2 separate regions of the Homo sapiens genome follow, and region 1 is linked to region 2. A link is an interaction called in ENCODE POLR2A ChIA-PET data of the cell type or tissue named here. Cell type or tissue: PC-9. All regions are shown on one strand. Region 1 overlaps HEATR5A-DT (HEATR5A divergent transcript). Region 2 overlaps HEATR5A (HEAT repeat containing 5A).

Region 1 (4,000 bases), 120 kb after region 2:
ATCTCACGGGAACTGTGACTATCTTCTCTCCCAGTCTAAACCTTGTGGCTTTTCTGATTGCTTTTTATAATGATTGATGTTCATATCTCTCGCTTATTTTATAAGAAATAAAGAAAACAAAGATCATAAACTCACACACAGAAAAATAAAAGACACAGTTTTTTGTTTGTTTTGTTGAGACAAGGTCTCACTGTATTGCCCAGGCTGGTCTTGAACTCCTGGGCTCAAGTGATCCTCCTGCCTTGGCCTCCCAAAGTGCTGGGATTACCACACCTGGCCAGCAATACATTTTTAAATGAAGATTCACTACCCTAGCCAAAAGTGTCTTCTCCTTCTGCAGCTATTTTATTAATAAAACTCACTGATAGCATTGTCCAGACATCAGAGACCACATACTACCTAGTGCATTTTTGTGGCTAATGTGTCCCCTACTAGATGGTAAATTCCTTGGGGCTAGTGATCATATCTTAAACATTTCACACAGCCCCTAGCTACACTGCTGACCTGCAGATTATAAAGACCACAACATTTAAGTGGAAAGCAAGTATCCATTATGCAGTATTAAGCAAATGTTAGATTTTCAACATATGGGTTTTAAAAGGCAAATATGTATATAATGAAAAGAAGTAAAAGCCCTGTGGCTGGGTGGGGTGGCTCACGCTTGTAATCCCAAAACTTTCGAGGCTGAGGTGGGTGGATCACTTGAGGTCCGGAGTTCGAGACCAGCCTGGTCAACATGGTGAAACCCCATGTCTCAGGATGGGGAACATCACACACCGGGGCCTGTCGTGGGGTGTGGGGAGGGGAAGGGATAGCATTAGAAGATATACCTAATGTAAATGACAAGTTAACGGGTGCAGCACACCAACATGGCACATGTATACATATGTAACAAACCTGCACGTTGTGCACATGTACCCTAGAACTTAAAGTATAGCAATAAAAAAAAAAAAAAAAGAAACCCCGTGTCTACAAAAAAATACAAAATTAGGCCAGGCGCAGTGGCTCATACCTGTAATCCCAGCACTTTGGGAGGCCAAGGTGGGCAGATCACGAGGTCAGGAGTTTGAGACCAGCCTGTCCAAAATGGTGAAACCCCATCTCTACTAAAAAAATAAAAAATTAGCCAGGCGTGGTGGCCAGTGCCTGCAATCCCAGCTACTCAGGAGGCTAAGGCAGGAGAATCACTTGAACGTGGGAGGCGGAGGTTGCAGTGAGCCAAGATCACACCATTGCACTCCAGCCTAGGCAACAGAGCAAGACTCTGTCTCAAAAAAACAAAAAGCAAAAAAAACCAAATTAGCCAGGCATGGTGGTAGTCACCTGTAATCCCAGCTACTTGGGAGGCTTAGGCAGGAGAATCGCTTGAAGCCCAGAGGCAGAGGTTGCAGTAAGCCAAGATCGCGCCAAGATCGCACCAAGATCACTCCAGCCTGGGCGACAGTGAAATGTGTCTCAAAAGAAAAAAAAAAAAAAGAAATAAAAGCCCCGAGGACTTTCAGAATGTAATCAGAAGAAAAAATAATGCAGGCATTGAGCAAACTAAACTTAAAAGATGGTCATGTTTGCTCATAGACATACCTTGGGGCTGCTAAGGAAATCAGAAGAATGCCAGGAATAGAAAGTGTGCCTTAGCCTATCTACATTAGTACAAGGTTGAAGTAAACAGTCTCTCAAAGTTGGAGCCAAGGGTTACATTTTCGCTAGTATGATCAGACATTTTCTAAAAAAACTCCATACCTTCCCTTAAAACAAAAAAAAAGCCCACAATTACTTTCCCAACCTCAAATGTTTATGGCAATAATAGCTAATGGTTCTCAGATACTGTTATACAGGGTGTGGTGCATTCTCCACATAAATTCTTCTTTTCACATTCAGATAAAAGGCTGATGTAATAGGTCAAATTTTATTAAGCTTCTTAAGAGAAAAATGCTGACTAACCCAGTGTGAAGAATTCATTCACATGGAAAAGTCCAGTAAAAAGAAGTAGGGTCATATTTATCTTAAAGTTGGCTATTTGTGATGTATCCCACATAACTGCTTTATTTTGTGATTAAATATAGAAGGGTTTTAATAAATCTTGTTTCATCAAAATTCATATTTGTAAACAAAATAAAGATATTTTTGCATCATAGAAAGTTTGCTTTATGAAAAGACTCAAATATAGGTTTGTTTGTTTGTTTTTTTTTCTTATTTTGAGACAGAGTATTGCTCTGTCGCCCAGGCTGGAGTGCGGTAGTGCCATCTCGGCTCACTGCAACCTCTGCCTCCCAGGTTCAAGTGACTGTCCTGCCTCAGCCTCCCGAGTAGCTGGGATTATAGACACCTGCCACCAAGCCCGGCTAATTTTTGTATTTTTAGTAGAGACAGGGCTTAGACAGTATAATGGTAGGCAGATATAATACAGTGTAAACACACTGTACTATGTACACTAACACACTATACTATGTCTTCCTACCATTATACTGTCTCTGCCCAATATTACTTATTCTCTTGCAGTCGACATATTAATATAAAAAATTAAAGCCAAAGTACTTAATCTTATAAAATACATCACAAGCATCAGGAGTGGCACAATCATAACGCCAAAGGTGGTAGAGGCAGAAGAAATTACTATGGGGTCAGAAGAGACTGAGTAATGATGGATTTAGAGTACAGAAAAGGGCAAGTTAGGTAAGGCCATGATCTAAGAAAAATATAAATAGGGCTATACTGGAAAAATACAAATAGAGGTATACTGGGAGTAGCGGGAGAAAAGGTGAGACAGTTGAGCTGGAGCCAGATTATAAACCGTGATACCAGCCTTAGAAGCCTGGGCTTCATTCTGGTTAACAGTGGTTCTGGGATTCCAGTGTACACAAGAATCATCTTGGGGAGAGACTGGTGACTAGACAGATTTTAACTCCTGAGATTCTAATTTAGTATGTTTGGGATGGTCCCAGAAAACTGCATCTTAACAGGTGATTCCAGTACAAAGACACACTTTGAGACACTCCACCATAGGACAAATGATTAAGAAACTCTACTATTAACTATTGCAAATATGCCAATTCCCCATATGCTGTGAAAATATTCAATTGCATCCAATTTTTCTTTGTTATTTGGCACTGACTTTGTCACTGTTTACATCTTGAGTGAATTTGTTTAACAATGCGCTTTTCGGGGTAATATCCACGATCTACAAAGAACTTAAACAAATTTACAAGAAAAAATCAAACAACCCCATCAAAAAGTAGGTGAAAAAAGTAGGATATGAACAGACATTTCTCAAAAGAAGACATTTATGCAGCCAACAGACACATGAAAAAATGCTCATCATCACTGGCCATCAGAGAAATGCAAATCAAAACCACAATGAGATACCATCTCACACCAGTTAGAATGGCAATCATTAAAAAGTCAGGAAACAACAGGTGCTGGAGAGGATGTGGAGAAATAGGAACACTTTTACACTGTTGGTGGGACTGTAAACTAGTTCAACCATTGTGGAAGACAGTGTGGCAATTCCTCAAGGATCTAGAACTAGAAATACCATTTGACCCAGCCATCCCATTACTGGGTATATACCCAAAGGATTATAAATCATGTTGCTATAAAGACACATGCACACGTATGTTTATTGCAGCACTATTCACAATAGCAAAGACTTGGAACCAACCCAAATGTCCAACAATGATAGACTGGATTAAGAAAATGTGGCACATATACACCATGGAATACTATGCAGCCATAAAAAAGGATGAGTTCGTGTCCTTTGTAGGGACATGGATGAAGCTGGAAACCATCATTCTCAGCAAACTATTGCAAGGACAGAAAACCAAACACCGCATGTTCTCACTCATAGGTGGGAACTGAACAATGAGAACACTTGGACACAGGGTGGGGAACATCACACACCAGGGGCTGTCGTGGGGTCGGGGGAGGGGTGAGGGATAGCATTAGGAGATATACCTAATGTAAATGACGAGTTAATGGGTGCAGCACACCAATATGGCACATG
Region 2 (4,000 bases):
AAGTGATCCTCCCACCTCAGCCTCCTGAGTAGCTGGGACAACAGACACCTGCCACCACGCCTAGCTATTTTTAGTAGACTGGGTTTCACCATGTTGGCCAGGCTGGTCTCTAACTCCTGACCTCAAGTGATCCACCTGCCTTGGCCTCCCAAAGTGCTGGGATTACAGGCGTGAGCCACTGTACCTGGCCTAGGGCTGGATATTAAGTGTCTGACAACGCAGTCTGAGAAAAGCAACTGTTTAAAATTGTATATTGTATGGCTCTTAAGTATATGAAAAAGTGCTCAATCTCACTTGAAATACAAATCTAAACTATCCTGAGACAGACTTTTTATTGTATCGTATAGACAAAAATGTAAAAGTTTGATGACTCACAATGTTGCTGGGACTGTGGCAAAACAGGTACTTGTATAACATTGCTGGTGGAAATTTAAATGGTAAACACCTCTAATATCCATCAATTATCCATCAATTCAATTTTGGGGGAATCCATCAATTCAATTTTGGGGAATTTATCTCACAGATATGCTTACACCCAGTGAAATGACCTATGCACAAGGTCACTCATACAGCACTATTCTAATAGCAAAAGAAAAAAACCCAATGTCCGTCAATATGGAACTGGTTAAATAAATTATAACATATCTATATAGTGGATTATCATGCAGTTATCAAAAAGGAAGAGTAAGTTTAAGAAGAAAAGTGTAAGCTATGATTGACGGTAAGACAACCATAAAGAAAAAACATTGGTAAAAAAATACTAACTGGAGGACTGCTTCCCAAGATTATCTCTTAAGCTTCATCTTTTAACCATTTACCTGACATGCTTTGGCAGTGACATCAGGTGGTGTCTCTGAAGTGAAGGCTGGTCTAAGCGCTGCTCCTACCTGGCAAGAAATTACATGACATATCAAACATCAAGAAGTAAGACAGCACAAGTTCTCCCTCTTTTTAATGTTATTTTAAAATTATTTATTTATAACAGGTATTATGGACAGCTGTTGTTTTGTCTACCCAGTGTATCTTCCCCTGTTTTTAGATAACAACATCCCAATTTTACCTTCGGGGAACGATCTTCTCTCCCCCTTTATTTTTTTTTGAGACGGAGTCTCGCCCTGTCGCCCAGGCAGGCTGGAGTGCAGTGGCGCAATCTCGGCTCACTACAGCCTCCGCCTCCCAGGTTCAAGTGATTCTCCTGCCTCAGCCTCCCAAGTAGCTGGGATTACAGGTGCCTGCCACCGCAACCAGCTAATTTTGTATTTTTAGTAGAGACAGGGTTTCACTATGTTGGCCAGGCTGGTCTCCAACTCCTGACCTCAAGTGATCCAACTGCCTCCTCCCAAAGTGCTGGGATTACAGGTGTGAGCCACTGTGCCCAGCCTCTCCCCAACTCTTAATCCATATTGTTGTTTTGGAGCTGACAGCATTGCCTGGCTCCAGGGACTCATGCTGGGATAATGAAGGCTCTCAAGACTTTCACTGGGAGTACTGGGAAAGAAGCACTGTATCTTTCTGAGGCCCTGGGTGCTAAGAGAGCCATCTTGATATCACTTGGAGAGAATAAACCTGAGAATAAGTCCACTGTGGAAGAAAGCAGAGACAATTAAGAGATTCCTAATAATAATTTTCCTTTACTGCTTGAGTTCTAATTGTATTTCTAGCACTTGCGATTGTAAGAGGGCTAAAAATATAACAGAACTCCTCTTAATTAAGTTGAATTATAATATTTCATTCTAATATAATAGTTCTTTTTTTTCTTTTTTTGAGACAAAGTCTCACTCTTGTCCCCCAGGCTGGAGTGCAATGGCATGATCTCGGCTCACTGCAACCTCCACCTTCTGGGTTCAAGTGATTCTCCTGCCTCAGCCTCCGGAGTAGCTGGGATTACAGGCGTCTGTCACCACATCTGGCTAATTTTTGTATTTTTAGTAGAGATGGGGTTTCACCATGTTGGCCAGGCTGGTCTCGAACTCCTGACTTCAGGTGATCCGCCTACCTCGGCCTCCCAAAGTGCTGGGATTACAGGCATGAGCCACCGCGCCCGGCCTCTAATATGACAGTTCTACGTAACTTTAATCCCTTCATTTTGCTTTGTCCCTAAGCATATGTTGGTATTAGCTGAACGAAGTCATGAAGACTGCTAATCAACTGATGAACTGCTCTGGTCTCCCTAACTGCTAGCCATCAGAAGTTGCTTCTGAATAATAATGAGAGATCTCCTTGGATGAATGCTGCTAGAGGATTACAAGACAGCTAATGATTTTGTTATCTTCCTTGTTCTTCTTAAATTGTTCAATGGACCAGTCAAATAATCAGTTAAAAAGATTACAAAACCAGTAATAGAAACCTGAATCCTTGGGCTGGGGCTGGTGGCTCATGCCTGTAGTCCCAGCACGTTGGAGGTGGAGGCAGACAGATCACTTGAGCCCAAGAGTTTGAGACCAGCCTGCGCAACATGGTAAAACCCTGTCTTTACAAAAAAACACAAAAATTAGCCGAGCGTGGTGGCGTGTGGCTGTAGTTACAGCTACTTCAGGTTGCAGTGAGCCAAAATCATGCCACTGCACTCCAGCCTGGGCAACAGGGTAAGACCTTGTCTCAAAAACAACAACAACACAAACCCCACAGAAATCTGAATCATTTCCTAAGTCTAGAAAATAAATGAAAGAGGTTATATATATTATGAAAATTAACCTTTATTTATTTATTTATTTATTTAGAGAAACGTTGTGTTTAATGGTAAAGCTTAGCACACCCCAGCACCAGGAATGGCGCGGAGTTGCAGCTGCAGGGACAGGCAGGTGACCCTCACGGAGCCTCACATGGCGAACAGGATGAAGAAGGAGATCATCAAACAGAAGAGCCCCATGGCCTCAGACAGGGCAAAGCCCAGAATGGCATAGAAGAGGAGTTGCTGCTTGAGAGACAGCTTCCTGGCATAGACAATAATCAAGCTGCCAAACACCGCTCCAATGCCAGCCCCTGAATCAGCCACACCAACTGTGGCTGACCCAGCACCAATAAACTTGGCGGCTGTGTCAGTGTCCCGGGAGACAACACTGGTCTGGAACTCCCGTCTGGCCACCTGGAGTGGGGAGCTGCTGTAGGAAGGCTGTTTAGATGAATTCTCTGGGCTATTCAAGGAGAAGGCAGACACAGGCCTGATTAGACCCCTGGTACAACAGCAGATCAGAGCTGGAGAAATGAGTAATACCCCGGTGGTCTGCATTTTTTCAGTCTCCCAGCTTTAGCCCTTGGTCTCAGCACTCAGCTTCCCCCACCCGGAAAATCAACCTTTAAAGTTACAAAACACTTGTTTTTTTATTTTTGTTTTCTTTAACAGGGCCATTTTTTTTCCCCCTCTCTGGAGATGGAGGTCTCCCTATGATGCCCAGACTGGACTTGAACTTCTGGGCTCAAGTGATCTTCCTGCCTCAGCCTTCTAAGGAGCTGGGACTACAGGCATACTGCCCTGCCCAAAAGACATGTTTTATGTACTTTGCTTTTACTTGAAGCTTTATAAAATATTAGCTGAAAGATTTCTTCTTCAAACACATGTACTTTCTATATATGGAATATACTGGTGATACGTTAGCAGAGATACCTACTCATTTACGAGGTGATATCCCAATTCGGTTCATAGACAGATCCTCCCCCCTTTCTTCCCTCCCTCCCTTGCTCCCTTCCTTCCTCTCTTCCTTTCTCTTTCCCCCTTTCTTCTTCCTCTTTTTTAACTTTCCCATCCTCAGACAGTTTCAGACTTTTTTTTTTGAGACAGGGTCTGGATCTGTCACCTAGGCTGGAGTGCAGTGGCACAATCTCGGCTCACTGCAACCTCCGTCTCCCAGGCTCAAGTGATTCTCCCACCTCAGCCTGAGACTACCGGTGCACTCCACCATGCCAGCTAGTTTTGTATTTTTGGTAGAGATGGGGTTTCGTCATGCTGCCCGGTCTTGAACTCCTGGGCTCAAAGCTACCTACCCGCCTTGGCCTCCCGAAG

What was found. ChIA-PET counts read pairs that join two places held together with the same protein. Peaks named below come from ENCODE experiments on the same cell type or tissue, not always from the same donor. Only the 100,000 strongest peaks of a DNase experiment are listed, where the experiment ranks them.
Region 1: POLR2A ChIA-PET joins it to region 2 with 7 read pairs; 2 of 35 experiments call an interaction of 5 or more read pairs at or near these places.

The regions. Positions count from the first base shown.
Region 1 is chr14:31,440,066-31,444,065 of GRCh38, forward strand. All of the region lies in intron 2 of HEATR5A-DT (HEATR5A divergent transcript), which reads left to right. Among named protein-coding and RNA genes, the nearest start is that of DTD2, 15 kb to the right of the region's middle. In PC-9, no CTCF peak of the experiment used is centred here; a DNase peak (open chromatin) is centred at 1,896; H3K27ac peaks cover 1,767 bases.
Region 2 is chr14:31,317,406-31,321,405 of GRCh38, forward strand. It overlaps HEATR5A (HEAT repeat containing 5A), which reads right to left. Exons shown (of 36, transcript NM_015473.4): 26 at 819-887. It also overlaps the pseudogene ATP5MC1P2. Among named protein-coding and RNA genes, the nearest start is that of HEATR5A, 100 kb to the right of the region's middle. In PC-9, no CTCF peak of the experiment used is centred here; no DNase peak of the experiment used is centred here.